3 separate regions of the Homo sapiens genome follow, and all the other regions are linked to region 2. Evidence: chromatin loops called from intact Hi-C (ENCODE). Cell type or tissue: PC-3. All regions are shown on one strand. Links, peaks and the distances in the headings refer to the core of each region. The heading gives the core; the rest is flanking DNA. Region 1 has its middle 68 kb from the start of FAT4. Region 2 has its middle 130 kb from the start of LINC02516. Region 3 has its middle 71 kb from the start of ANKRD50.

Region 1 (10,176 bases), core at 1-8,000, 820 kb after region 2:
TGATTAGATATTTGAATAGTGCTGGTAAATCCTCAGAGTTGTTCTATCACTGCTAATTTATTTTTAAGGCAGAATTTTTTTGATTAGAAGCATAAAGAAAGTAATCAATTCTTCCCCATTGTGAATTAATTATAGATGTAGCAGTGGTAGAGAATAAAGATTCATTGTGACATATCAATATCTGCTTTCAAAGGAAAGTATGCTTCTATCATTATTTGATCTTTTTTCACATCAGAATTCCAGGTAAATAAACATGCAATTGTAAAAAACAAAAAACCAAAAACCCACAAAACAAAACAAAACTTGCCCAGGATTAAAAAAGAGTACAGTTTCATCATTAAATAACAATTGAAAAAGAGCTGCCCTAAAGCAATAGATCTGAAGTTTACCCACACTTCTTTAAAAGAAAGAAATGTCTGGTAAAATACTTCTGAATTATATTTACTAATACAAAGAGAGATTAACTCTGCACAAATATGTTGGAATAGCTTAAAGTGAAATATGAAAAGTGTCTTCTTTAAGTCAGAATGTTGCAATTGTTTTTTATTATTTAAAAGCCTACATTCTTTCTGTGCATAAGATAGTGTGTGTGAATGCTGTATAATTACTTTGAACCACAAAAGCATTGTAAAAATTGATATAAGGAGAATCACGAAAAGAGTAGACAATGTTGACTGACTTTTCTAGGTAGACTTCTAGATGTCTAACCTATGTAATAATTTATGTTGTTAAGACAGTATTATTTGTCTCACACTTTCATCTTGACATTTTTAACATCAGAAAAAATTAAAGGAATTGGCATTCAGAAAGAATAAATACAAATATTTGTGGTTAGTATATAGTAGACCCAATGATACAACACGTCTAATTCTAAGACCCATATTCTTTCCTTCATAGCATGATGTTTCTTTAAGTTAATTTAACATTTTTGAATGAATAGATACCTATGTACCTATTACATGAAAAATAAATTTGTCTCCATGTACTTGCATAAATACATGGGCAATGTTCATGAAAAGAATGATGGCCACATCTGAAGTGTATTTTCAGACACATCTTCCTCTCTGAATGAGGTAGACAAGTGTAATCTTCAAAGTTTCTGACAATTACAGAAGTCTACAGTTTCCCAAAAAATTAAATTGAAAAGTTGAAATTCTTAATTCAAAAAATAGAATTTTGGAATTTTTACTAAACGTAGAAACTCTGTACAAATATATAGTGATAAATTTGTATAATCAAATATACATTCTGTTTACCAGTATGTGTTAATTCTACCTATAATTTCAGGGAAGCTTCTCAATAATAGTTTTTAACTTTTTTTTTTCAAAATGAATGAAGGCAAGAAGCTTGACACGAACAGCCCAATGTCATGTAACTAATATTTGAAATGTGGTATTAGATCCTAGGATATACTCTCACCAGAAAAAAATGATAAATTGGTGTGGATTCAGACAATAACTTAGAGTTATCAATTCCAGTATCAGAGTCATTCTCTAAAGTTTATTTTTAAACTTTTTGTCCTAATAAAATGTATTATGCATGTGATTTCCTGTATTCCATGAAAAAAATAACATAAGAAATAAAATGTAGTGCCAGTCTTTAAGGATTTCGAATCCATAGTGTGATGGAAAATGAATTCTTATACTTTTACGGTGATAAAGACCCACGTCTCATACTAAAATTTATTTTTAAGTTATATTCATTGACTTCTGGATTTTATAGACACTTAGAAATCCAGTTGTGAAGTTAGCTTTCTAAATCTGTAATTTCTGGTAAAAGATGATGCTATAAATACTAAAGAAGATTGTAAGATAAATAGTAAGGTAAATAAAGCATTGTTTTGGAATGCCATTATTATAAGTAATAATTTTAAATCATCTTCTATTGAAAAAAATGAATATTGTGAATAAAATAGTTTTAAGAAACTACTACTAGCTTTCAACAAAGGAATACCTAAGAGAAAAATAGAAGATATATCACAAATTAAAACAAGAAACAATTTAAGTGGCAGTATAGCTTATAACATATATAAAATCATGGATAGAGTTTATAAATGCAATTTATTTTTGACACATGGTATTAGATATAAAGTTAAAAATCAAAATATAACATTCTTATATATTAGAGATTTTAAAAGACCATTAAATTCTAAAATAATTATATTGAATAAAATTTATATTATGAGGTTGTGAGCCAAATTTGTTCACAAATTGGGCACTGGGTAAAAGCTTATTAAATGAATGAAAATGTAATGGAACAATCTAGAAAAACAAGAACAAAAATAAGCTGAGTCTGCCAAACAATATTGCCTACAAGAAATGAGAAGAAATGCAATCAGAGGAAATATGAAGAGTTTTCTTTATCTTGCTTTTACAGCATTGCCATCGGTCATCCATTCTTCTTGTCCTTTGGAGGTTGAGGAGTGAGCCATAAAAATATTAAATTAAATGAAAACCACTTCATATTAAAATCAATGGATGACTGTTTGAACAGGCACTCTGCCATGGAGCCTAAACATTCCTGCATGTTCTTGCTGGGTATTCTAAAAATGCAAAGTCCTGACTGCTATTTGAGCCATCTTCCAAGGTTGTGATTATGGTGTCCAACCTTGAGAAGAGGTAGCATCTGCCCCTGGACAGAAAGCAGGCTTGTTCCCACTTGCTATAAAAGCAATACATTCCCCAACCTCAATGTTTCTCTGCTGCGGTACAATCCATTGCATGTATAAACACCCGTGGGTCTGGAGGACAGAGGAAACTGGTATAAATATGAAGCTCTGGCTACTACATTTGCTGTGAGTAATATAGTCCTTTGTCTCCTTTACAGGACTTTTGTGTTTTTTTATGAGCATATATAAAACAGTTCCAGGCTAATTTTCTAACTTACAAGTAGGGTAAAATCTCAGATGCTGTGTAGATCTAAACAATGACATCACTATCAAAATGTGTGTGTGCATGTGTGTACACACATAATTCTCTATATTTTTATATGTACATACACATACACATATATCCTGTATCTACTACTTTTTTTAGTCAACTGTTGTAACATTATGCTAATGGTTACATTAAATTGGTTAAGTACATTAAAATGGTTAAGTAAATTGTGCCATTTACTTAAGCCCTCTGTGCCCCCAACTATACATTGAGAATATTATTGATAGATAACTCATAGGGTTGTTATATGAATTAAATGCTATAGTGAGTGGAGTTTTCTTGGAACAATGTTTGGCACTCAATAGCTTTAATTATTCTTTCTTATCTTTGATTACTATTAACATATTTTATAATTCATTATTTTGCAAAGACATTTCACTGAAAGTAGGTTTGTGATCTTTCTATAACTATAAACAGAGACTTTGAGTAAAATAAATATCAATTTGTAGAATAACATCTACATTTGTATATATAGTGACTCAATTTTTAAAAGAAAATTTCACATTTTGTTTTAAGATTACTCAAAAATCATTTTAAAACATTTCAAGTAGGCAGACTGCCTAAAAAACAATACATGACCTCCTTCTATTTCTAAAATTGATCAATTTTGAAGTTACTCAGATATAGTATTTAAAGACGTTCATAATTGTGAAATATATTTAAAAGACAACAGTGGCCCCTAGTGATGCAAAAACTAAAATAACAGGATGGAGACAGACAATCCAAAGAAAAATAAACTTAAATGGTTTACTGACATTTTTAGCTCCATTGATGAGAGATTAATATTGTCTTTCACAGAAAGCACCCCTTTTTCAAAAATGGCTGTACACACTAACATGCATGCTATTTAAGCCAAGCAGAAACTGATACCTTGACTTTTATGGTTTATAAGGAACTGTAGATGCATAGATAGCCAAATCATACATCATCACAAGAATGGTAATTTACTTTTCGAACATGTTTAATTAGCAATGAATTAGAACTTTCTTATAAATGCTAGTACAGATGGTCCTCAATTTGTGATAGTTTTATTTACAGTTTTTTGACTTTATGTTGGTGCCAAAGAAATGTACAGTCAGTAGAAGCCATACTTCGTTTGAATTTTGAAATTTGATCTTTTCCTGGGTTAGTGATATGCAGTGATACGTTCTTGAGGTGCTGGATCAGATCATCTAACATAAAGCCTATTTTATAATAAAGTGTTGAATATCTTGAAATTTTCTTTCTTTCTCATGTGAGTTTGACTGATATGAGAGCTCTTACATTCAGCTATCAGATACGTGAATTCTGACTTCCAAGCACCTAATCTAATTGTATTGTGAATTCTAAACATTATCACAAATTTTGAAACAAGATGAGAATCTGTTGCACCCACAGAATTTAAAAAGATAATATAAAACAAAAGAGAAGTCCCAATTTACTTTGAATACTGTGGAAATAATTCTTACATAAGAAAGAAATTGGACTACTTAAAATTTGAAGGAAACTATTTCTAATCCAGTAATGCAAACTGAAATCATTTTCCATCAATGTTTTATTTGATGGAAACAAGTAACGTTTTAATGATGATTCAAGTAACCATCACAAAATGTCGTCACAAGAATTAATACGAATTACTAGATGAATGCATTTAGATAGATGTGATGCTTTTGAAAAAATGTAAAATCTGAAAAGCAATTCTGAAGAACAATTATCAATGTATGAGCAAGTAAATATCAGTTAACATAGACATTAATGAAGCATAAATTTACATTATGCTCCAAAGACAGTTTGGTAGGCAAGTTAGTAAACAGAAATGCTATATTGCATTTAGAATAAAGTTGAAGAATTTGTCATTTCTGAATTATCAATGATTTTTCATGAATCAGAAAGGATGTCTAGAAATATTTTTCAAATTACATATATATATTTAAAAACTATGCATACAAAGTAAATGTTCAGTTGTAGTTGGAAGATAAACTCTAAACTCAGATTGCTTAAATTTTGTGTGTTTGTGAGAACGTAAGATTTTATTTTTCTTGAATAAATACTTGTACAGTACTAGGATGTGTGGAAAGCATGTTCTTAATTAGAAACTACCAAACTTTTTTCTAAAGTGACTTACCATACTGCTTTCCCATCAACAAGTTAATGAAATGAAATATTGCTATTTCTTTTTTTTTCTAGCTCATTGAGAAATGTCGTTTATTTTGTCATTTACTTTGCTTCTTAATGGCCTTTTTTCTCCCCCACTCTGCTTTACTGAGGTATGATTGGTATATTAAAACCTGCACATAAATAATGTATATAGTTTGATGAGTTTGGATATATGTATATGCTAGTGCTGCCATCACCGCAATCAAGGAAATAATGGGTATAAAGTTACAACTACACAAGATGAGTAAAATCCAGGTTGCTTGATTTTGAATCCTTGTTCTGCCACTTGGTAATTTTGGTATATTACCACCATTGTCTCAAATTCTTCACCCATAAAATAAGAATACAGATAATAGAGTTTTAGTGAGGATTAAATGGGTTCATAAAAGAATAAGCCTATGTAAATATTAACTATGATCATATTACTATAGAGAAGATTAATGAGAAAGAAAAGCAAAGGGATTACCTCTAACAAAAAAAAAAAAACTCTTAGGCAGCAAAAGGAACAGAATAAAGAGACAACTCATATAACAGGAGAAAATACTTGCAAACCATGCATCTGAAAAGAGGTTAATATTTAAAATATATGAGACTTAACTCAATAGCAAGAAAACTAATAAGCTGATTTAAAAATGGGCAAATAACCTGAATAGGCATTTTTCAAAAGAAGATATATAAATGGCCAGCAATTATATAAAAAAATGTTCATTATCACTAATCATCAGGGCAGTGCAAATTAAAGTCCTAATGAGATATCACCTCATGCTTGTTAGGATGGCTGTTATCAAAAAGACAAATGATAACAAGTGTTGGTGAAGATGTGGAGAAAACGGAAACCTTGTGCACTTTTGGTGGGAATGTAAATCAGTACAGTCATTATGAAAACAGTATGAAGGTTCCTCAAAAAACTAAAAATAAAATTACCTTATGATCCAGCAATCCAACTCTGAGTACATATCCAAAACAAAGGAAAGCTGTATGCACCCTCATGTTCATTGCAGCATAAATAGTAAAAATAGCCAAGATATGAAAACCTAAGTGTCCATTAATAGATAATAAAGAAAATGTGATATGTATAAACAATGGAGTATTATTCAGCCTTTTAGAAAATCCTGTTATTTTCAAGAACATGGATTAATCTGGAGGGCATTATGTTAAGTGTAATAAACCAGGCACAGAAAGAGAAATACCACATGATCTTACTTATATGGGGAATCTAAAAAAAAAAAAAATATTGAACTCATATAAGTAGAGAGTAAAAAGGTGGTTACCAGGGCGTAGGAGATGGGTTAGTGAATTAGGAATATATTGGTCAAAGGATATAAAATTTCAGCTAGAAAGGAGAGGTAAGTTTAAGAGACCTATTGTACAGCATGATGACAATAGTTAATAACACTCTATTGTATAGTTGAAAATCACTGAGAGAGTAGATTTTACATGTTCTTACCACATGAAAAAGTATGTGAGTATAATTAATTAGCTTGATTTAGTCATTCTGCAATGTATACATATTTTGAAGCATCCTGTTTTGCACAATAAATATATACAATTTGTATTTGTCAATTTGAAATAAATAAATTAAATAAATAAATAAATAAATAAATAGCAAAGGAAACACATCCACAAATTTTAGGTGGAAAATAATTAGACTAAACAATAGTTAGCCTCATCAATGATTTTTTTATTTGTTTTCTCCAAAATGTACTTTTCACTCACTATTCTTTCAAAAATAAATTCTTCAATTTTTATCAATTATTTTTAAGAGAGTAAAAATAATTTTTTTCTGTAACACTATTTTTAGCTAGACATAAGTTTATATAGCCTAAACTTTTTTTGATAGTTGTTATAATAAATATTTATTGGAGATGTTCTATGAGCCAATCAATACTGTGCTAGGAGCTAAATAGGTAAATGAAATATTAAATAGAATATGTTTAGTGCATTGGTCTTCATTCACCTGGAATGCCTGAATACACAGACTGCTGACTCTTAGCCCCAGAATTTCTAACATGTCTGTTGGGAAGTTCAAGATTTTCCATTACTAGCAAGTTATGAGGTAATCCTGATTCTGTTGTTCTTGGGAAAACACTTTGAGAACAGCTAGTTGAGTACACTAGTGTTGGAGTTTAGCAAGGATGCTATAAGACATATTCCAAACCCAGACTTGATGGACAAGTTAGGAAAGGATCCCTAATAGATTAGGACCTGTACACTGAATCTTGAAGAATGGTGAATGAAGCCAAGTAAAGTCAGACAAATTTTACTGTTGCAGGAGATGAACTTTAATAGACCACTAATCCAGATCGAACCAAGTCTTTCACTAAGCTGGGGATTTTATTCACTGAAAAAATAGCATTTACCCTTTTCAGTTTCAATGAAGTTGAAAGAATGAATTATAGACTTAAGTAGAAATCTGACCTCATAAACCTCGACTAAGCTGGGATACTTTGCTCCCAAGGAAAATTTAGTACTCAACTTTTCTTAAGAGCTGTAGTTCCAAAGGGGTTTAAAAAAGGGTTTTAAAAGACACTTAGATAGAAATTCCATCTTTTTTTTTTTTTTTCTGAGAAGGAGTCTTGCTCTGTGGCCAAGGCTGGAGTGCAGTGGCACAATCTTGGCTCACTGCAACCTCCGCCTCCCGGGTTCAAGCAATTCTCTGCCTCAGCCTCCTGAGTAGCTGGGATTGCAGGCACCCAACACCACGCCTGGCTAATTTTTTGTGTTTTTAGTAGAGACGGGGTTTCACCATCTTGGCCAGGATGGTCTTGAACTCCTGACCTCGTGATCCACCTGCCTAGGCTTCCCAAAGTGCTGGGATTACAGGCGTGAGTCACCGGGCCGGACTATAATTTGATCTTAAAAGGGGATTTTATGTTTTCAAAGAATAATTTACTGTACTTCCTTAAACCAAAACAATATTCAACACAGTATTATTAATAAATTAATTAAATCAACCATTTTCCTATATGTTTCAGCAATATAATGTGTAGCCCATGTGCAAATCACTAAGGCAAAATATATAGTGATAACTTTGCAAGATACCTGAGAACTGGAAATTATAAAGAAGAAAATCAAGATTGGCAAAACATTTTAAAAATTTCTTAAATAAGTTAAGAATATCTGCAGCAATTTGTATGAAGACCTCCCAACAGGAAGAACAATTACATATTTTTCATGAGATCAGAGGCAGGAAATAATAAAGAAAATGTGCTTCTATTAGAGTACACATGGTGGAGAATTGAGGAAGATAAGTTCAAACATGTCATTAGGAACAGTATCTTTTCTTCTTATCTAGCTTCTACTCATCCTTCAAGACCAAATTTAAATCTGACTTCCTCTATGAAGTCTGCAATTATTTAAAACTCAGAGTTAAGGACGTTATAAAATACATACATATAATTCACTCAAGAAGTATTTATTGGGGATTTCTACAGGTAAAGCATGGCTCTGGGTGCTTGGATATACGAATAAACAGAGCAAACAAAATCCCCTCCCTCCCAGGAATTATGTGCTATTTGGTGAGAAAAGTTAACAAACAATAAATATTTTAAAAAGTAAATTAATCTAGGTGTGGTAGCTCATGCATGTAATCCCAATGCTTTGGGAGGCAAAGGTGGGAGGATAACTTGAGGCCATAAGTTTGGAACCAGCCTGAGCAACATATCAAGACCTGTTTCTACAACAAAAATGTAACTTATGTAGTTAGACATTTATAAGTTTAAGAAATAATAAGTGTAAAACAAATAGAATAAGTATGGAATATCAAATATAGAGTGGGATAGGCTAAGGGAAAAGTGTAGACAAACTATCTGGCTGTATTCTGTTTAGTGCTTGAATCTCGGAGGAATTCATCTCAAATATCTTATTTAAAAATGAATGACTAAATGGATATAGTATTATATTCCATTTCTGGAACATGCCTGATTCTGTCCCAGCTTTACTCCTTTAACTGTTCTTTGCTCTAATCTAAATTGTTCTCTCCTCTCATCTAAGTATCTGCCCAATAACATCATTATTTTACTCCATCAAGTTCAAGTTAAGACATGGAGCTTATACTTGTTATAACATGGAGCAAAACCTTTCTCTCTGAACATTAATATTTCATTGTCTGTGGGAATTGTTTTAACACTTTCCCTCATGTATCTTAAATGTAAATGCTTTCAAATGACCCAGTTGCATATTATTTATTGTACTTGAGACTTTAATATGCTAAAATCTTGAAGGTGCATATTTGATCATTAAATTTGTGGAAAATGTTTGCTACATAATGTAATTGGTAGAGCCACTTCTCATTTTCAAACTAATCCACCAAATTAGAGTTACATTCTGTAAAAGAAAAATAGATTCTTTTTTTTCTTCAGTTAGGAGATACTTTAACAGGCCCCCCCTCCCTCCTATCTGCACAGCATTCTCATTTTACTTCAACTTTCTCAAATAGGAAATAGAAACCATATTATCTACTCATGAGTTTGCCACCTAAGTGAAATATATTTCTGCCTCACTCAATATTCTTTGGTTATGTTTCTATAAACACTCCCTCAAGAAAAAAATATACCCTTTTGTTTGTTTTTGATGTCTGAGGAAATGTACCCTGGTAAGAGTCTAGATCAATGAATGGTATGTGTTTATTATGCAGAAAGGAAGATCTACTTTCCTGAAAGGGATAATGAGGGGAAAAAAAGCAAAGTATAGGCAAGTTCTTTTAAATAAATACATTTTAAGGAGGACAGATAGAAATTGAAAAAACACTTACTTGCTCAAGTACTCCTTATAATATCTTTGTGTAGCACTAAAGGTACCACCTTGCAAAGAGCACTGATTTATGGCATTCCTAATAAATGACAATATAATTTGTAATCCAGAACATGCCTGAGAAAGAGTCAGAATTAATTATGCTAGGAGAACTGGTGTGAGCCAGGACTGCCTCCTGCAAACTAGGGCATATGGTCACCCCGTGTATCTATGTACACTCTCTTTAATGGTAGTTCTATAAATGATATATTTTATCTCTACAACTAAATTGTAAATTGCTGAGGACAATATATTCTTTGTATTTTTAAATATAATATATAATATATTATTATATAATATTACATAAATATTA
Region 2 (10,350 bases), core at 1,337-9,336:
ATATATACCTTTAAAAGTTCATATGGGTATAAAATAAGAATGCAGTGAATGAAAAAAAGTGACACTTTGGGACAAAATTAGCCAGCAGTCTAAAATGGTGTATGTCACAAAGGTGAAATCTGCATTAGGACATATTCTGGAAAAACCTTTTTCCCAAGAAAAAGTGGAGAATTGCTTTGTGGGGAACATCACTGATAATTCAAAAGGGTTCCCTGTGAATAGCCTTAAAATATTATATTACAATGTTCATGAAGCATTGAAATGTTTGGATTTAGGGGAATAACTTTAATGAAAAGCATATATTGCTTTTCCCCCTTAGTTGTTCTCTTTTTCTTCCTTTCTTCCTCTCTCTTAATCATGCTGAAATGAATGTAAGGTGAGACTAATTCTATGCTGCACCAGACAGAAAGCTAATGGGATGAATGATAGGGAATGAGATACTGTGTATAAAGCTGCTTGCAAGAAGAAGATTGGAACGACTATGGATTCATTTAAGAAGAAAGTAACTAAAAGAATTAAAGATTTATTAAAGTTAACCAAGTTGAAAGAGTGAAGACATTAGATAAAGAAAGTATTTGTAGAGGGGATATTGGGTTTAGAATTGATGGAAGCAGGTTAAGTAAGACTCAAGTGACTATGGAAGACCAAAAGTTATCTATATCACAGGGCTTAAATGTGGAGCCCTATATGAAAGGGCTAAGAATTTGTGTTCATCTAAAAATCAGGGCTGAAATCAAACTTGCTGAGTGTGAGTATCAAGAAATTGGGTCATTAGTGTCCAGCTGGAATTCAGTGACCAAGCCAGACTTATTATTGATATAGAGCATGCATCCTAAAATTAACAATACCTTAACTGAATATATATTTGTCACCTAAATAGCATATGATATGTTGATGATACTTACAAACCAGGGTAAAATATAAGAGCACATGACTGGGCTGCATAAGATGTAACAAGCAATGCAATCTTACTAAGATGCACGTATCCTTCTACATGCTTTATACATATTTTTTCATTTATCTTCATTATAAACCTATGCAACGGGTACTATTATTTTCCCTATTTTGCAGATAAAAATTGAAGAACCTAAAGTTAAACAACAATCCTAGATGAGCCAGCTGGTTAGTTAAGGAGCTGATTTGACCCAGCTTCAGTACTTTAACCACTCTAGCACACTGCTCCAGAGGGACACCTCCTAAAGGCTGCACCACTCTCCTTTCATTTTTGTGGAAGGAGGGAGTGTGCTTTGTACATGATAACAACATCTATTTGTGCATATGTTCAAATTTTAACTCAGGATCTTCCTCTGTGTTTCCCTTCTGAGAATATACCCTCACCGACTGCCCAGTGCTCAGAGCCAAAAAAAGCTGCAGTCTTTGTAGATACCTCCCTCTCAAGTTTTCCCATTCAACATGTTACCTAATTCTACCAATATCACCTCACACCTACTGAGTTCAGCCAGTTCTCTGTTTCCGCTGCCCCAGACTTTTCATACCTGGACTTCTGCAAACCTTTTCTGTTGATTTTTTCCCCTAATTCTCTCTTACCCTCCCTCCCACTGCTCCCCAATATAGCCTTGGCTTTGCAGAGAAATCTTTTCAAAATATTGATTTGATCACATATCTCTCAGTTTAAAATCTTTAAATAATTTCTCATTTTTTTTTGTACAAAGACCAAACTCCCTAGCATTATTTAGGATAAGCAAACTTAGCAAAAATCTCTCCAAAATTCAATGATTTAAAGATGAAAATTTATCCCTCTCTAATATAACAAAGCAGGACAAGGTCTCCAGGTTGGCAGAGGATCATGTGTAAGATGTCATTGAGCATCCCAAGCTGAAGATGGTAAAACCTCTTTGATCACACACCTTCCAGCATCACACTGCTCTCACCATTAGAGCTCACAGAATGGAGAATGAGCCTGTGGAGGAAATATACCCGCTGCCTTGAAATCCTGTCTAGGTTGTGGTAACATCACTTATACTCATGTTTCCTTGGAGAGAAACCAGTCACATGGCCACATTGGATGCAAAGGAGACTGGGAAATGTAGTCTCTGACTGGGCAGCTATATGCTGTTACTCAAAGGGGAAACAGATTCTGATGGACAGTTAGTTTAGTCATCTCTGGTGCACCTTCTTCCCAGCTTCATTTTCTACCATCATCAACCTTGCCCTTGATTGCAGTCACAACTTTACATTTGCATGTGAACACCTTACCTGAATCCAATTATCTTCTTCTCATACTGCAGGTATCAAGTCAAATGGTACTTGCTCAGGAAAGTCATTCCTCACCCGCAGGTTAGGTTAGGTCCTACCGTACAACATATGGTACAGACTCCTTTTCCTCATAGTACTTATCACAGTTTTAATTTCTGCATTTTACTCATGATTATTCATTATATTTCTTTGTTACTGGATTTTAAGTTCCTCAGAAGCAGAGGTCTTGCTCACTTTAGGACACCACCATATCCCTTCCTAGCACAGTAACTGACTAGATACATAGTAATTATTGTTTATATGTTGTTTTTGAGTTTTTCTTAGTAGTTTTGCCACATGATACTGTGTTAGTCTTTAAAGCATTTTCCTTATGTTATCTTTTACTGCAACCTGTACTCACTCATTCAATAAATGTATGTCTTATGCTAGACAATGAGGTACATAGACAGTATGATGAGAAATAGAACAATGTGGTCTTTGATCTGAAAGTTTTTATTATGTAGTTAGGGAAAGGGCACAAAAATCCTTGAGTATAAAATATCTGAAAAAAGGTGTTGCTGAGTGGTATAGGATTAAGTGCTGAATGAGTAATATTGACACAAAGTATTATATAATCTCAGAAGAAGTCAGCTGAGTGAGGCCTGCTATGCTGGTGGAAAGTTTTCTAGAGGAAATAAGGGGTGGAGCTGGACCTTCACCTGTAGGTGCAGGAGCAGTGCCCAAACATTTTGAATATATATGAGACTTTGGAGATACAGCTAAACACCTAAACTGGAGTTGGAGCTAGTCTGATATTCCTCAATAAGTCTGAACAGGAAAGTCCTTTGGGAACATCCTCTGACCTCCTGTGACCTCTTCTAGGAAGCAGCTTAGCATTTGAACTAGAGACAGGAATTGCCAATTGTCCTGGCCTGTGTCCAAGCAATTGTGTGTAAAATGGTTAGCATCCTGTGCTGTGTAACCAGCAGCATACTGTCTTGGCCTACAGTGGGATATAAAATCACACTTTAGTTGATTTGTTATAGCTTGGCCAAAGGCTATAGGTAAAAGGAACTTTCATCAATATAAAAAGCCCGAACATTTCAGACAAATCTGGAAAAAGGTTTGTGGCCATTGGAGCTGCTAGGTGGTGAAATAAAAAAATACAATATTCAGATGGGGAAAATACAGAGATGTTGGCAAGCTGAAGAATATTCCCAAAAGACTAGAAAAAATAAAGATCTCACCCCATCAAACCAAAATTAAGCAAATGGATAAGTAATTTTGCCCCTGAATAAAGGCAAATTGTAGCAATCTTTGATTGTGTTCCCTGTATTCCCCAACTCCCCTGACTCTCCTTGCCAAGCCCACCTGCCCTGTTAGAGGTTGGAAATGCCAGGCACAGCCCACTGGGAAAGCTGGCAGCTATGGCAAGACATGAAACCAATGCTGACCAACTGGGACCTGAGTGGAAGGAGGCTTTGGGTTAATGCTTTCCTACTAAAAGAAACAGAGACTCAAAAGAAATCACCTCTTTTTCCTTCACTGGGTTGGTGGTGCCTGCCTGTGCCTTGTGGAACCATCGCAGCTGAATTGAGATCATGAGGGTGACAATGCTGATGATGGGGAGGAATTCAGATGAAAAAATAACAACGGCATCACTAAACTGTGGCTCTGTGACAGACCTATCTAGCCGTATCTGGCACCCTATTATGTGAAATTACAAATTCCCTTATAATTTATGTCATTTGACCTGTGTGTTCTATTACCTGCAGCCCAAAACATCTTATGTGATAGAATATTTAATCAAATGAGGTATCAGATTCATTTAGATTAAAATAAAATGTAGCATAAGAATCAAAGTAAGGATTTTTAAACTGATTTACAAAATTATTTCTTACACATTATATTTGCTTGTACAAGAAATTAAATATATTCTGGTAATGTAGTGCCAAAACATCAGAGACCAACAAATATCAATCACAGTTCTCCTCATGTATTTGAGCAACTGAAGTATTCATTCCTGTTGAATTTCAGTTTGCAGCATTTCAAAATTGATTGATCAGTTTTCTTTATGTAATACATTAAAATATACTTTTCATTCCTCTAGAAATGTAGTTGAAATTTCATGTCCTTTTCACTTTGAATGTAGAAATTTGGGTTCGTTGACCTGGCAAAAAAATGTTCCCACCCACGAAACCTGTCAATAATGACAAAATGAGCCAAGTAGAGCATTTGTAACAATCTCTCTATAAAGGATATTCTTTATACAATTTGAAAAGGAATTAAAATTACAAATGCAAAATTGAGCATAGGGTCTTGTAAGACCAAATTCAAGTGAGAGACCCTGATGTTTTACCTTCAGATGTTTTACCTTCATTAGCTTCAGGGTATAACTATCTCTGATAATCAGTTTTTAATTAAAAAAAAAAGTCAAAAGCCTCAGTCTATTCTTTAGATATCGATATCAAAATTCACATCACAGGTTCCAATCATGAAAAGCCAAAATAAATACCATTAACTTCAAAACCTGATCTGTAGCATAAAGGTTATTGGGTGAAACGGGCTCAAGGCAATCTTCCTTCTTTTTCTAAAACTGTGCCCCACAATTTTTTTCCTATAATGTCTTCTATCTGAAGTTTAGTCATAAAGTCTGTTCCCGACAGGGGAGAGAAATGAGGACATAATGGTATGATCTATGCTTCCTGCCAAGCCCGCTGCTTCGGTGATGGAGGTGCTTTGTACACTGGGTTATTGGATTATGGCCTCTGTTCCTGCCTGCATCCACCAGGGAGCCAAGCGCTCTGTCTTTATTTCGTGACCCTTGTGTTTACACTATTTCCCTCTCTGTGCCATGATTTCCTCTGAGCTATCAAATACTTCTAATTCCTATCCTCGGCCTGTGTGTTTCCTGCCAACTCCCAGGGGCAATCAGTCGCTTCCTCACTTCTTAGATTCTGCCTGCCAAACTTCCTGCTCAAACATGTAACTGTATACATACACACACACACACACACACACACACACACACACACACACATCCAATTTTTATGTCCCTTCTTATGGCTGTCTTCTAAAGTTGAAGAACTTTGAAACTATAAACTGTTTATCCTTTCTCTTAACTACCAAAACTTCCTTCTTCTTCTTCTTTTTTTTTTTTTTTTAATGCAACACCTTTTAACTCATTTAAGGCTGGCCTCAGTGTCTGTATTCCTCCAGCGTGTTCATTTTGCAGTGGAAAGTTTTCAGGAAAATTGGACTTTACCCATTTATAGACTTCAAGCCTTATATTTTATTCATTTGGAATGGATTTTAAAAATGGGTTACTAATTTTGAAGGTTATTAATTTTTTGAAAGTGACTTAAATAAGTAATTTCCTGTTTGCTCCCCTAGTGGCCCCATGAATTGTGCTTGAATTGTTTTCTCATCTCATGACCGAGTAGACTGAATTATTAGGGCAGGATTAGGACCATGTACATCTCAGTACAGCCTTAGCACCTGGTTCAAGGACTGGAATATAGTAGGTGCTTGATGATTCTTTGTGGAATGGAATGAAAGAGAAAAATATTTAGTGTATTTAAAATTTATTTTAATTATTAGAGTAATTATATTGTAGAGGTAAATTTTTTAAATATGGAAAATTTAGATTTTCTGTATAATCAGATTGTTCAGATTTCCTCCATGTCTGTACCTAAAACCACCAAAAATTATAATTTTTAAATGTGAATTTAAATATTTCATTTCATTTACTATCTAAAATGCTTGAACTGCTGATGGCTCATTTTCATTTAGTCCTAATGTCCTGGTTACTTTTTAAAGTAAAATGTTATTTTACTTATATATCATAGAGATGGCAATTCATTCATAATTTGAGTTTCTTTCTTTACATGTCACCCACATCTCTGTTTACTTACCTGATGCTTCTGCTCTTTCCTTTTTTCTCTAATTTTTATTACTAATAACAGTGTTAAGAAATATATACATTTCTAATTTCCAACAAGTAAGCCTAGCTCATATTTTTAATTGTTAAAATCAGGTCTAATTTTAAAGTGAATGCACACAAATAATGGGTCCTTGCTATTTCCACACATATAACATGAATTTCATGAAGGTAATTAGTAAGCAGAATAAGAGAAAATTCCACACATCCCTTCTAAGAGAGAGGGGCATTGGAAAGTTTCAAACCCAAGTGGTTTCAAATCCAGCTCTGACATTTAGTAACTGTGTGTTATTCAGGAGTTACTTAACTTCTTTGAACTTCAGTTTTTTCATTAGGAAAATAGAAAACATAAGGACCTCAACTGGTGGTTAGCAGGATAAATGGTATTAAAATACATTAATTATTTAAGTCATGGTAGATTATATATTGATACTATTATTTTGTGGACTTTTAAAGTCAAATAGACAACCAGCTATAAATATCAGAACTTGATTTTAAAATGAAAAAGAAAAACTATATTTAAATAATCTATTCCAGGCCAGGCACAGTGGCTCATGCCTGTAATCCCAGCAATTTGGGAGGCTGAGGCGGGCAGATCATTTGATGTCAAGAGTGCAAGACCAGCCTGCCCAACACGGTGAAACCCTGCCTCTATTAAAAATACAAAAATTAGCTGGGTGTGCTGATACACACCTGTAATCCCAGCTACTTGAGAGGCTGAGGCATGAGAATCGCTTGAACCTGGAAGGCAGACGTTGGAGTTAGCCGAGATTGCGCCAACGCACTGCAGTGATAGAGCGAGACTGTCTCAAAAATAAATAAATAAATAAATAAATAAATAGAATAACATATTCCAAATATTTTGTCTACAATGTACTTACAATGTTAAGATTATTTACAACTTCATGTTCTTATGTAAGATTTTGATATTTTATAGGTAAAAAATGAAATATATGTGTTCATGTATGAATTAAGGTATTATTTCTACATACAAAAAAATTTGCAGAACTAAGAAAATTACTCTGGGAAACCAAGAGGAGAAACACACTTCTATTTGCATTAGGTGGATGTCTCAGACACAGCCAAACCTGTATCTAATCAGAATAGGCAGTTCCTGAAATTATAACTTTGAGGTTCTAAAAAGCTTGAACATTTTAAAAGAATTTCTGTTTTACATGACTGTTGTACATTTTAGCATGAGTGATTCCTGTTTAGCTTTTAAGCATGCCAATTCCATGAGTGCAGTTAACTCATAGTTCTGGACTGCCTATTTCAGAACCATTTACAATTGCTTTCTCATCTTCTACTGTGAAAACTCCACAGATAGGGCTTAAATACTCAGGTTCCACACACACTTCTGGCTAGCAGTGACCTGACCATGTGATCCAGCTCTACACTCAAAGATTGAGTAGCTTACCTGCTGAGAAACGTTTTTTAAAAGTGGTTTACAGAGGGCACTGTCCTTTGGTTTTTCTCTTCCCACTTCTTCTGGCTTCAGCCTGGATAGTGGATGTGAGCTTGCAGAGCAGCAGCCATGTTACAACCTGAGACAACATACACAAGACCTGGCCTGTACACTCTGAGAACAACGGAAGAAGAAAAAAACAAAATTCTCTGGAACCCTGGACTACTAACCCCTGCTTCTCTCTGTTAAGATAGATAATTCTTGTGTATCTAAATCATTGCACAGACTTCTGGTTGGTTAAACCTGAATTTAATCCTAATTGATATGAGCTTCAACCCAAGCACAGAAGAAACAAAACATGATTTAACGACTATTTTCACAGTTCTCTTAAGGATGGTACATATCACACACCATTCTAGGCATACTGAAATAAAATTAATTCATTACAGAAAATATATTATTAGGACATTAGAACCTACTTCTCTTCCAGGTCTGGTTGAGAAAGATTGTACCAAACCCTGCTATATAAAATACAGCCTGTAGACCAACAGCATAGGCACCATCTGGTAACTAATTGGATGCCTAGAATCTCAGAATTCTCCCTCTTCACCTACTGAATCAGAATTTGCATTTCACCGTGATTCCCAGATGATTCATATGTACCATAAAGTGTTTTAAATGCTGGATGAATTATGAGTTCCCGAGGTCAAAGGAACAGTATTAAAAAAAAATCTTTTCTATCTCTATTTCCCGGTACAATGTCTAGACGGAACATAATAAGCCCAACCAAATATTTGATGAATGAAACATAACACTGGCTCAGTGTCAAGTATTAAATTCCATTATAGGTTTGATTATCACAAATCTAACTATTATTTGCAAAGCTGAGCTTATGACTATGAGGAAATGAATGAATAATGAGACAGATATCATGAAAAAAGGAAAAGTGGTTAAAAAGTTACAAAGCATAGAATGAAAGAAATCACAGGCTCTAGATGTGCACTGAAATTAAAAGTTTTAAGGAACATAGTCCCCTATAACAGAAAGTTAAAACTGGAAAATTAATGGGTAAGTAATGGGGATCTGTCCTTGCCAAAATTCATTATATTACCTAGAGCTGTCTTGATTTGTCTATTTTAGATTCTCCTATTTGGGAGAGTGGTGGACCACTTGACTCTGACGAAAGCTAAAAATGCTGTCTCATGAGAATGCACACATACACACAGACACACATACACACAGACACACATACACACAGACACACATACACACAGACACACATACACAGACACACAGACACGCTTAATTGAGTTTCAGGAAGTGCTCAGACTTTCTAAAACTTAGCTATCGAAGAAGGTACAGTGTACTTCAGGTAAAGAGCCCTTCATGATGTTTGAATTTTCTACATTACAAGTTAAATAAATGATGGTCTATGAAATCTAGAAATGATTTGGAGAAACAGACTTAGTCTCCCTCCTTACATATTCCACATCCTAAATTAACTTTTGACTGAGGGTTGAATTGTGGCCTCCACTCCACTCCAAATATATTGAAGTCCTAACTCTGGTACCTCAGAATGTGACCTTATTTGGAAATAGGGTTGCTGCAGATATAATTAGTTCGATGAGGTCATACTAAAGTAGAGTGGGCCCTTATCCAATATGACTGATGTCATAGTGAAGAGACACAGAGACAGACACGCGAGGGGAGAACATCAGTGATGATGCAGCCCGAGATTGAAGTGCTGTATCTGCAAGCCCAGGAACACCCGCGGCCACCAGAATGTGGAAGAAGCGAGGAAGGATCCTACCCTGGAAGTTTAGGAGGGGGTATGATTCTGCCTACACCTTGATTTATGACCTCGAGACTCTAGAACTGTGAGAGAAGGGATTTCTGTTGTTTTAAGCCCTCCAAGTTTGTAGAAATTTGTTACAGCAGCCCTAGGAAATAGTGGGAAAACATAATCTAGAATTATAATAACTGATTTCAAAGTGTCTGTCGTGGTTATTAATAAAAACTTTTATTCAGAAGGCATTCACTGATCTTCACTATGTGAATTCACTGATCTTCAATTTGCCATGTAATATACCCAAATAAATCAAGAATAGACTCTTATTCTTAGAGAAAAGGTAGCCTAATTTTAATTTAAAATTTACTTAGTTGATCGGGGTTTCAGTTGTTTCATCAGTGAAATGGACATTAAATGTTTAACATTAAAATTGTCTCTGAGTTCCTCTCAGAGTTCCTATCAGAATTTCTATCAGATATAGATAATAATTGATTGGCAGTTTATTTGCTAAGAAATTATTTAAAATGAATTGTAGATACTTAACCTAAAGAAGAGAAAACTAGCTCTCTTCAATTAGTTGAAAGGCAATTAACTAGAAGAGTTATTGTTGTGTATGACCTCAAATGATAGACGGGAACTGGCAGAGATGAAATTAGGCTAAATATACATAAGAACTTGTTAATTATTTTAGCTTTAACAATATATTCTGGCCCTCAATAAGTTCTTGGTCATAAGACTTGTTTTGCTGAAGAGTCATTTGCCAAGATGCCTTTAAGGGTTTCAGTCATTCCCAAGTTGGTTGGAAGATCATATCTTCCAAACACTATGGGATCAAAAAGGGTATATTTGGAAGATTAATCACTCTGGAGATAAAATGAACTTCAAACCCTGTATCTGTTCCTTAGTAACTATGTAAACTTAATTTCTGAATATCACGTTCCTCTCCTGTAAATACAGATATGAATACCCACATTAAAGTATTGTTTTGAATTATAAAATAATGCATACCAAGTGTATAGT
Region 3 (10,350 bases), core at 1,503-9,502, 210 kb after region 2:
AAAAAAAAAAAGAAAAAAATAAAATCTCTAAATTGCCTTTACCAAAATTCATAGATTCTCCAGGAAAGGCATTTCTTGCACTCTGGTCAGTTCACAGTGCTGCCTGTCTTTTGACCATCCACTGTGGCTGTGTTTGCAGGGGCTGGCTCTGTTTCTGGCTTTGCCTATTGGCTTCATCCTAAACAGGCTATTTCTTTACAAACACATCCCTTGATTGCTTTACGCCCATGTGTTCTGCCTGCTGTTCTCATTTCCCCAACTCCTGAGCTGATGTTACTATTCTTCAAATTGAGGGCACCCTGAGGATGGAAACCTGCAGGGCAGCAGAATGAATTTAATCCCACTGTTAGATTCCATTCTAAACTACTCAGCAGGCAAAGAGCAACTCCTCACAGAATGTGTTGCTCCTGAGAGTGAAAGGGTAATGAACTGTAAAACCAGATGGCTCAATCCCCCAAAGCTATTACAGGGTTAACTTTCCTCTTGCCTGGGATCAGCAAGGGTACCAACTCCTGCTGATTGTCTCTCCAAATCCCCAGGATAACTAACTCTGTGTCCTAAAAGATGTTTCCTTTTTGGGGAAAAAATATTAAAATGTGTTAAGATGATCAAGAAAAAGTGAAATTCTCAATTTCTTGTTGTAGAAAACTGATAGACACTGTTTAATTTTCCTCCCAGTAATTCTAAGAGTTGATACTTTAAACTGGGAAGGTAGATGAATGTTTTTGCCTGTGGCTTGAAAAGAATACACCCAATTAAAATGGATTTTATTCAAGAGAGAGGCAAAAAAGAATGCTGGTAAGGATGTGGAGAAAAAGGAACTCTCATTCACTCTTGGTGGGAATGTAAATTAGTACAATCATTATGGAGAACAGTATGGAGATCCTCAAACTAAAATTAGAACTACCATATGATACAGCAATCTCATTGCTATGTATATACCCAAAAGAAAGGAAACCAGTATATCAGCACTCCTGCGTTGTTGTAGCACTTTTACAATAGCCAACATTTGGAAGCAACCTAAGTGTCCGCATACAGATGAAAAGATACAGAACATGTGGTACATACACACAATGGAGTACTATTCAGCCATAAAAAAAGCATGAGATCCTGTCATTTGCAACATGGATGGAACTGGAGATCATTATACTAAGTGAAATAAGCCAGGCACAGAAAGACAAACTTTGTGTGTTCTCACTCATTTTGGGGAACTAAAAATTAAAACAATTGAACTCATGCAGATAGACAGCAGAAGAATGGTTATCAGAGGCTGGGAAGGATAGTGAGCGAGGAAGAGAATGAGGATGGTTAATGGGAACAAAAAGTATCATTAGAATGAATAAGATCTGTTATTTGATAGCACAACAGTGACTGCTGTCAACAATAATTTATTGTACATTTTATAATAACTAAGATTATTAAAAAGTAGAATGTTCATAACATAAACAAAGGATAAATGCTTGAGGTGATGGATTTGGTTACATTTTCAACAACATGCTCTGTAAGAAGCTTCATACCAATGTTTCTCTCTTTCTTATGACCTTTCTACCTATAACTTGATTGAAAGAATTCACCATCGGTGCAGGCATATGTCCCACATAAAGGCTAATAGAAACTGCATCTTCATGCACATCAAGGAAAGGCTTTTCCCATTAAAACAAAACAAAACAAAACAAAACAAAAACACTAAAGCTTTGGTCCTTTTTTTTTCTATGCATTCTATTTTTTAAAAAAATACTGTTTAGAGACAATTACAGGGGCCATTTGTGATGTTATTGGTCAACATGGTTCTAAGGACATATTTTTTTTTCTCAGAACTTGGTGAAAAGTGCTTTCATCCAATAAAGGCAAGAGATGATGATGAGAAAGCTGGCTTTGTTCATTTCGTCAATATGCAATTTTTGTCGTCCTTTGGCTCTTTTTCATATTGTAATGCTGTGATGAATCAAACACAGCTACAAATCTTGCAATATTATTTCCATTATAGATTGTCCTCAAGGATAACCATTTCACTTATAACATTAAATTTCAGGATAATTTTTCAGAAATGAATTTGGGGGCCAAATGCCAGCCCTTTGAAGAAGTGTGTAAACGTGTCTCATTTTTTAGTCTTGACTTTCAGCTATAAGTTTCTGACAAAGACTCTCTTTGACCAAACTGTAGTCAGGCTCCTCTGAGCCCTCTTCTCAGCTAGGCTTCAACCTCAGGTTTCCCTGTTTTCCTGGGGTCCAGTTATAGCAAGAATCCTGCTAAGTTAATTCAGAGAGAATCTCTCAACCCTTGATATTTGATCACTCTTAGTATCTATTAATAATCAGATTCCTCATGCCCTACCATCAATACCTGACCATTCTGGCCTGCCTTCAGCAAGAGTCTTGTTAGGTCAGTTTCACCAGAACCCCTGCTGCCCTTCATGTCTCCTTTTAGTAATTTTTTGTCTACCAACGACTCTCCAAACTGCTCTTTTGTTATAAATCTCCCACTAGTTTTTGCTGTATTCAGAATTGAGCCTGATTTCTTTCCAGTATTTTGATAGCTTTTATACCTATTGCAATGGTTCTGTAATAAAGTCTTCCTTACCATCTTGTCAGAACTGTCAGAACAAGGTTTTTTTTTTTTTTTTTTTTTGACAGTTCATTAGTTTTAATAAGTCTCAGTAATTGTACGCTTGGGAATTCTCAAATAAATCACAGATACCTACTGGATGAGCTAACTTGTAGCTTCATTTTTCTAAGGAGAATATTTCAGAATATTTACTAATCTTTGAAGATAAAGTTTATTGCAGATGTTAATCTGACTTTTAATCTGCTTTCATCTTTTTCTTATTTATCTCTGCCTCACCTCTATTACTAACATGATATTATTCAGGAATAAATGTTCTACTTCTAGCCTCTAAATCAAAGCATATAGTTTCATACAATAAAATCAATTCTGACTACTCAGGGAAAAAGATAAGCTTGTCTGTATCAAAAATCTATTTAGAGTTTTGATGAAATAAACTTTTTCCAAAAAATCCATAAGCCACCAATTAGCATCTTATGAAGGAATATGCTATGCATTAAGACTATTTAACTAGTTTGAACATTTAGATGGCCAATTATAGTCTTAGTCACAATATCAGAAAAAAGCAGAATTTGTATGAGTAGAGTTAAATCAGAACTACTCGTAATCATAATAATCAACTCCTCAAATAACTATAAAAGTTATTAATGAATAAATAAGAGACACATTTGACTCAAGTCAGTTAATTTAAAATAGTTTGCCTAATTTAGCAAGCCATGTGGAAATCAAAGAGAAAAAGAAAAGGGCAACTAACATTTATTTAGTGCTTCAACAGGTGTTTCATAATGTTAACTCCTTTAATCTTCACAACCTTGTAGTGAGTATATTATCTTAATTTTAAATAAAGGAAACAAGATGTGAGAGGTTACGTAATTTGCCTAAGGTCAAAGTGCTAGGAAATGGTAAATACCAGATTTGAAATTAAGCCTGACTAAAAAAGTTCACGCCTTCACTAAGTCCTGCAGTTCAGGCAGGAAATAAGTTTTGCATCCTTAGCTAGTCCATGGGATTGCAACCATGGCATGCTAAGGTGACACTGTAATGAGTCACCATGGCATGACTCCAGCCAATGTAAAAATTGGCAGATGGGACCTACTTGCATTCAGAAAAAAATGACTAAAAGGGCCCCTAACGAATAAATAATATTTCAAAATTTGAGCTGAAAAAGAAGTTCAAAGAAACAAATTTGTCAGTTTCATTGACTTATTTTAAATTGAGAATACATTCACTTGGTAAATAAATAGAAGTATCCAGTGAAAAGTCTACCTCCATCTTTGCCATGTGAGCTGAGAGTTTCTATTCCCCTCTTTCCATACATAAACCATGTGATCAGCTTTTTATGTGCCCTTCCAGTGGTTGTTTCATGAAGACATTTTGTCACCTTTCTTATGAAAAAGGAAGCATAAGATACATACTGTTCTACACCAAGTTTTTTTCTCACATAATAGAATATCTTGGAGAGTTTTACTAATCTTTACTAAAGATTGGTACATAAATAGCTACCTCATTCTTTTTTTTTTTTTTACAGTTGCAGAACGTTTCATTAAATAGACAATAATTTATTTAATCAGTCTCTACTAATGGGCATGGTTTTCAAATTTCTTGCCATTATCATTTTTATTTTTGTGCTATACTTTCATTATTGTTGGTCAATTATCTTTTAATTATTCAAATAATGCTTCAATGAATAAAGTTGTATATACATAATTTCAAACAGGTATAGGCATATCTGTAGGTAAACTACCAAAATGGGATTGCTGGGTCAAAGAGTAAATGAATTTATAATTTTCTAATATCATAAGTAAATTGCTTTTCGTAGGGATTGTGGCAGTTTCTACTCCTATCTGCAATGTGTGAGCATGCCTATTTCTCATAGAGTTTATTAAAAAGAGATTTTTTTAAATCAAGTTTTGAGATTTTTGCCATACTAATAGATTAAAAAATGCTATTTTAGTATATTTGTTACACTACATGTTGTACTCAGTTATTGTTTGTATATGTAAGAATGATTGAAAATACGTATTTTTTACTTTACTGCATTATTGAAACCTCTCATTACTTATCAGGTAGTTTTTCAGGTTATTCACTTGGGCTCTTCTAAGTATACAATGACATTGTCTGCACTCAGTAATAACTTAAACTTCTTCATTGCAAACTCCACTGTTTTTTTTGTTGTTGTTGTTTCTAATTACATCAACTACTAATTCAGAATCTATGTAATAAAATTTCATATAACTGTAAAAAAAAAGAGAAAGAGTACATATAAAAACTTGTGAAACACTAGTCTATGATTTTGTTACAGTATTGCTCCAATGTCAGTTTCCAAGTTTTAGTAAATGTATTGCAGTAATGTAACATGTTATCATTGGAAGAATCCGGGTAAAGAATGTACATAGGAACTCTGAACCATTTACGCAAGTAAAATAAAAGGTTTCCTTGCATTTGATAGACTTCTTGCTCTAATTCTGACACGTATTTCTTTATAGAAATTTAGGCTTTTTAGATATTTAGATATGCTTATAGAGGGTAATGGTAGAAAACCCCATAATATTGTTTAGTCTACACACATTCAAATTTATAACATGTCTTATGTGTTGTGGTTATATTTCATACAGCATGGTGATCTTTCTCAACTTGAAAAATTAGATAAAAAATTACTCACAAGTGGAAAATATGCTGCCGTTTCCTGTACTCATCCCTGATGGGAAAACAGAGGCGCCTCTCTTCTCTGTGTGACAGGTTGAAGAAGGAATATTGATCCAGTCTCCTCTGAAATAATGCATCTTCACTGTGGATTCCCTTATAGGGAAGAAAGAATGTTAGTAAAATCGATGTGAAAGTAGAAACATAAAATCTTAGGGGTTGAGGTGGGGATGGAAAATCATTCAACATGGATTAAGAAGATCTGTCATATGAATGAGACTAAGTTTTCTGAGTCATTCTCTTAAAGGAGGAAGTTGAACTAGATGACCCAATGCAGCACTTGTAAGCATCGCTGATTTTCAGAAATGCTGGGAAGCTGCCAAGGTGATTCAGATGACAAGCCAGGTTTGAAAACCCACTGATTCAAGACAAATTTTATGTCTAAGTTATTATTTGAAATAGGATCAGAATATCATCCATTGCAGGGATAACTGTTATTCCCAACAAATAACCAATTGACTGAAAAAGTGAGAGTTCTTAAACCAACCCAAATATGCATTTCAGACCTTAGAAAAATAGTTATTCTTGTTTAAAAATTACTTTTCACCTTGAAGGAAATTTTGTATAACCTTCAAGTCTTCATTATTAAGCACTCCATTGAGAATATATTTGACTTAAGTACATCCTAAATAACAGCTTTAAGTGAAATGAGTCAAACTTTTCTTTCATATGTTATGAGCTACTGTATTTATTTAACATTTGAATAGGATCACCATAAAAAAAGGGGAAATACTTCAGAAAAACGCTGTATCAGACTTTATAAATGATTATACAATTCTTACATAGTTGAGGTTTTATTTTAATTCTCTCTAGCTCTTCATTGCTTAAATTTCAAAAATGACTTAGCAGGTTTTCTTTCTCTTAAAAAATATTTTTACAATTGCTTAGGTAGAATCTTTCGCCTATATGGGGCTAACTGCTGTTAAGTCCCGACTCTCACTTCAACCACTATAACTTCGTGCTTTACCTTCAGACTTTTTATCTTTAATACTAATGTTTACCCTTAACAGACTGATGTATTTTTAAAACAGAAACCAAGAACTGCTTCTTCAACTCTTCCTAAAAGGCACCTTTCATTAAAAATAGGTGTAGGCAGGGCGAATAAGGGACCTTGCCCATACTTGCCTATCTTCTCTCATTAAGGTTCTAGGGTGTCACTCTTGGGTCAGGTCCCACATTTGTACTCTCATCACTGCCCTGTGGGGAGGGCTGAGACAAACAATGACAGAATTTGGCTTCTGTTCTCCAAGGAAGTACCTGTGAGCATAGGCAGAGAAGTTATCTATATCATACATAGTAAGTCTTGATGGGGAAAATATTTTAAAGCCTGATGACCACAGTGTTCGTCCCTCTTAGAAGTCTATGAAAGGCCCTGCTGCTATGCTAGTAATTAACACCAAAGAAGAGCTCGCTCCTTGAAGGCAGCATCATAGATAAATGCTCTCTCACTAAGGCAATGTCAGAGGTTAAGTCCTTAATAACGAGGCAATGGAGTAAAGTTGAACTCTTGGTTGAATCCTAAACTGAGCTCTGCCTGATCTCTACATGCTCCCACACCTTCTTCACAAATAAATGTATGTAATTTTTCAAGTTCCACCACACAGATGGAGGCAAAAAATGTACATGCTGTTCTTGATGTTATAAGCCAGCCTGACCCACACCAGCAACAAATAACAATCAGGGTTTTAGGATAACTCCATTGCTGCACCTGGCTTTCTCTGAGTCTGCAAAAGCCAAATTTCTTAGCTCTGTGACCCTAATATTATCTTTATCCTCTAGTTCTTTTGACCTTTAGTTCTAATGTTTTGGACATTGGCTTTCTCTTCTACTTTTGACTTAAATCAGACATTCATCTGTCAGTATTCCTTTACTCATCTTAACCCACACTCTTACTTTGTTGGGAGACAATTCTCCAGGGGTCTCATGTTTTTGACCATCCTGTGACAACTTCCATTCTCTACTACATTTTCAAAGATATTTGTGTAAGAAGGAAACAACAGACACTGGAGTCTACTTGAGGGTGGAGGGTGGGAGGAGGGAGAGGAACAGAAAAGATAACTATTGGGTACTGGGCCTAATACCTGGGTGATGAAATAATCTGTACAACAAACCCCCGTGACATGTGTTTACCTATGTAACAAACCTTCATATGGACCACCAAACCTAAAAGTAAAAAAAAAAGTAAATATAAAAATATAGGCAGGGCGCGGTGGCTCACGCCTGTAATCCCAGTACTTTGGGAGGTCAAGGCTGGCGGATCACAAGGTCAGGAGATCGAGACCATCCTGGCTAACATGGTGAAACCCTGTCTCTACTAAAAATGCAAAAAAAAAAAAAAATTTAGCCAGGCGTGGTGGCAGGTGTTTGTAGTCCCAGCTACTCGGGAGGTTGAGGCAGGAGAATGGCGTGAACCTGGGAGGCAGAGCTTGCAGTGAGCTGAGATTGCGCCACTGCACTCCAGCCTGGGCAACAGAGTGAGACTCCATCTTAAAAAAAAAAAAAAAAATATATATATATATATATTTATATTATATATATATTTATATATAATATGTATTTATATGTTTATATATATTTATATATTATATGTTTATATATATAAAATAAAAATTAATATATAATATAAACATATAATACTTAAAACCCCAAAGATATTGTGTAGTAAATAGCCTTGCAGGTATAATACCTACTTCCAGCGCAGAGGACAATTTCTTTATTGTCTAAGTTAATAAAGACAATAGCTCTCTCCGGGGCAAAATTTGAGCTAGTCTGTTAGCAGCCCTTTTAGAAGATTGAGGGTTTCTTAGTCTCTGGGTTCCTCAGCGCAGCCTCTGTGGATGCAGCATTCTCCTGTGCCTGCCTCTAAATCATCCGAGTGGGGCTTAGGGTGAAACAAAAACCAATGCAAAGATGGAGCTCATGCTGCCTGCTGTGCTATGAGTAATAAAGTCCTTTGTCTCTAATTCAGAAGTCTTATGTCTTCTGCTGGCATCTATGAGATAGTAGCTGGCTAACTTGTGAGCTTCTAAGTAGAGTAAAATCCCACACCATTTGCAGCACTTGACATGCCTCAGTTCATATAACTAGTATAGCTGGCATTGTTTCTTTGGAGTTTTCCTAGAATTTATTTCCCTTTCCTAATGGTACTCTGGTTCCCTCTCGAGAATTACATGTTCCCCATTGGATACTATCTTCAGGAATTTAATTAGGTGTTCTGCCCTCTCCTAGCTAAGACATGGAGGCATGATGCAGGCTGAACTCATTGGAACTTAAACAAAGACAATGAAAACAATTGACATTGATTCATCCCCAGCAGTGACTCCCTAAACAAGTATTATCTGCTATTTCTGTACATCCTTTTCCTAGAATCTATAGATAACTTGAACTCTGTCTATGTCCAGGTCAGGTTCCTCACATTTCCCATGAATTGTGTGAGATTCAAATATCCCCAAAATACATTTCTTTTGGTTGAAGTTGGCTTTTGTTTCTTTCTGCCAAAGAACTCTAACATAATCAGCCAGCATTCTGGGCAGTCTGCGTCTCACTCCCCACAAGGTCATGTGTGTTTTTGTGTTGTGGCCACCTGCATTTTCATAAAGCATGGTTATGTCCCTCTACTTATGGGGATTAGAAACAAGATACTACTGAACACATAAATAAAAACAGTAAAACACCCTACATTTCTAGATTTTGTCTATCTCTGGTTAGAAACCTATTTCAAAGGATTCATTCATTCATTAAAGACTTACTTCCTGAGCATCTCCTTTATGCCAAGAACTGCAAGATGTTAACAAAAGAGAAATGGCCTCTGCTGTCATTGAGCACACATTCTAATTCTATTCTGTATCACATTTCTACTCTCTGTTTAAAAAAAGAGACTGTTAGAATATAAATTCCTTGTGGGCAGAAATTGGGCTTTTTAAAGTCACTTTCTAACATGGAAATTAGTGGATATTAAGTATTCAATAAGCATTTATTGACTAAATAAATAAATGACATTTCCATTGGAAAGTTGAAATGCATTATTGGTCACAAACAGAATTGTCCAAGACAAACATTAAATGCATTGAACCTAAGATGATGAAACAATAAATAGGTTTCTTCTTGTATTTAAGTGAGGCCAGTCTAATAGTTTTCACAATTAGTATGCATTTGGCAAATAAATTCTCAATGTTCCAGGAACACTAAAAATCATTCTGGATTAATTAAGAATTTAACTGGAAAATAAGCATGACTACAATTAAATAGAAAAAATTAAGTGTGAGAAATGTAAATAAAAAGCATATAAGAAATGTGTGAATAAAGTTTATTTTACAGTTTAATGAATAATAATGTTTTTTTTGCACAAATCAAGAGATATAGTCCAGAACCTTAGAGTAAAATCATAGACTTTATTGATTGTTTATCTGGTTTTTTGTTTGTTTGTTTATTTGTATTTGTAGAAACAGAGTCTCACTATGTTGCCCTTCTGGTCTCAAACTCCTGGCCTCCGGAGATCCCCCAGTCTTGGTCTCCCAAAGTACTGGGGTTACAAGTGTAAGCCACCACATCTGGCTTCACTGATTATTTTTTGTCACTTTATCTTGCTTTCCTTTGTAGGGCCTCTATTTTTGTTCTAAGATTATGCTTTATTTTTCATCCTTGTATAGCTCTTCTTTTGTTTTCCCAATTTTATTTTATATATTTATTTTTGAGACGGAGTCTCGCTCTGTCGCCCAGGCTAGAGTGCATTGGCACAATCTCGGCTCACTGCAATTGTAAGCTCCACCTCCCGGGTTCACGCCATTCTCCCGCCTCAGCCTCCCGAGTAGCTGGGACCACAGGTGCCCACCACCACCCCCGGCTAATTTTTTGTATTTTTTGTACAGACGGGGTTTCACCGTGTTAGCCAGGATGGTCTTGATCTCCTGACCTCATGATCCGCCCGCTTTGGCCTCCCAAAGTGCTGGGATTACAGGTGTAAGCCACCACACCCGGCCTATTTTATTTTTAATGAGCTAGTTTTCCCACTCATCTGTTTTTAATTCAGCTTCTATCATAATTTACATCGAAGGAGTCATTACCAGGTCGCAAATCAAATACCTA

Evidence for each region. Hi-C counts contacts between places; a loop is a spot of excess contacts. Peaks named below come from ENCODE experiments on the same cell type or tissue, not always from the same donor. Only the 100,000 strongest peaks of a DNase experiment are listed, where the experiment ranks them.
Region 1: a loop joins it to region 2, with 4 times the contacts of the local background. A loop is called at or near these places in 2 of 110 quality-filtered maps.
Region 3: a loop joins it to region 2, with 4 times the contacts of the local background. A loop is called at or near these places in 6 of 110 quality-filtered maps.

What each region holds. Positions count from the first base shown.
Region 1 is chr4:125,241,439-125,251,614 of GRCh38, forward strand. No RefSeq gene overlaps it. Among named protein-coding and RNA genes, the nearest start is that of FAT4, 68 kb to the right of the region's middle. In PC-3, for the core only: a CTCF peak has its summit at 3,617; no DNase peak of the experiment used is centred there; H3K27ac peaks cover 953 bases.
Region 2 is chr4:124,424,457-124,434,806 of GRCh38, forward strand. No RefSeq gene overlaps it. Among named protein-coding and RNA genes, the nearest start is that of LINC02516, 130 kb to the right of the region's middle. In PC-3, for the core only: no CTCF peak of the experiment used is centred there; DNase peaks (open chromatin) are centred at 5,015 and 8,265; H3K4me3 peaks cover 1,935 bases; H3K27ac peaks cover 6,156 bases.
Region 3 is chr4:124,636,654-124,647,003 of GRCh38, forward strand. No RefSeq gene overlaps it. Among named protein-coding and RNA genes, the nearest start is that of ANKRD50, 71 kb to the right of the region's middle. In PC-3, for the core only: no CTCF peak of the experiment used is centred there; DNase peaks (open chromatin) are centred at 3,598 and 5,568; H3K4me3 peaks cover 293 bases; H3K27ac peaks cover 2,968 bases.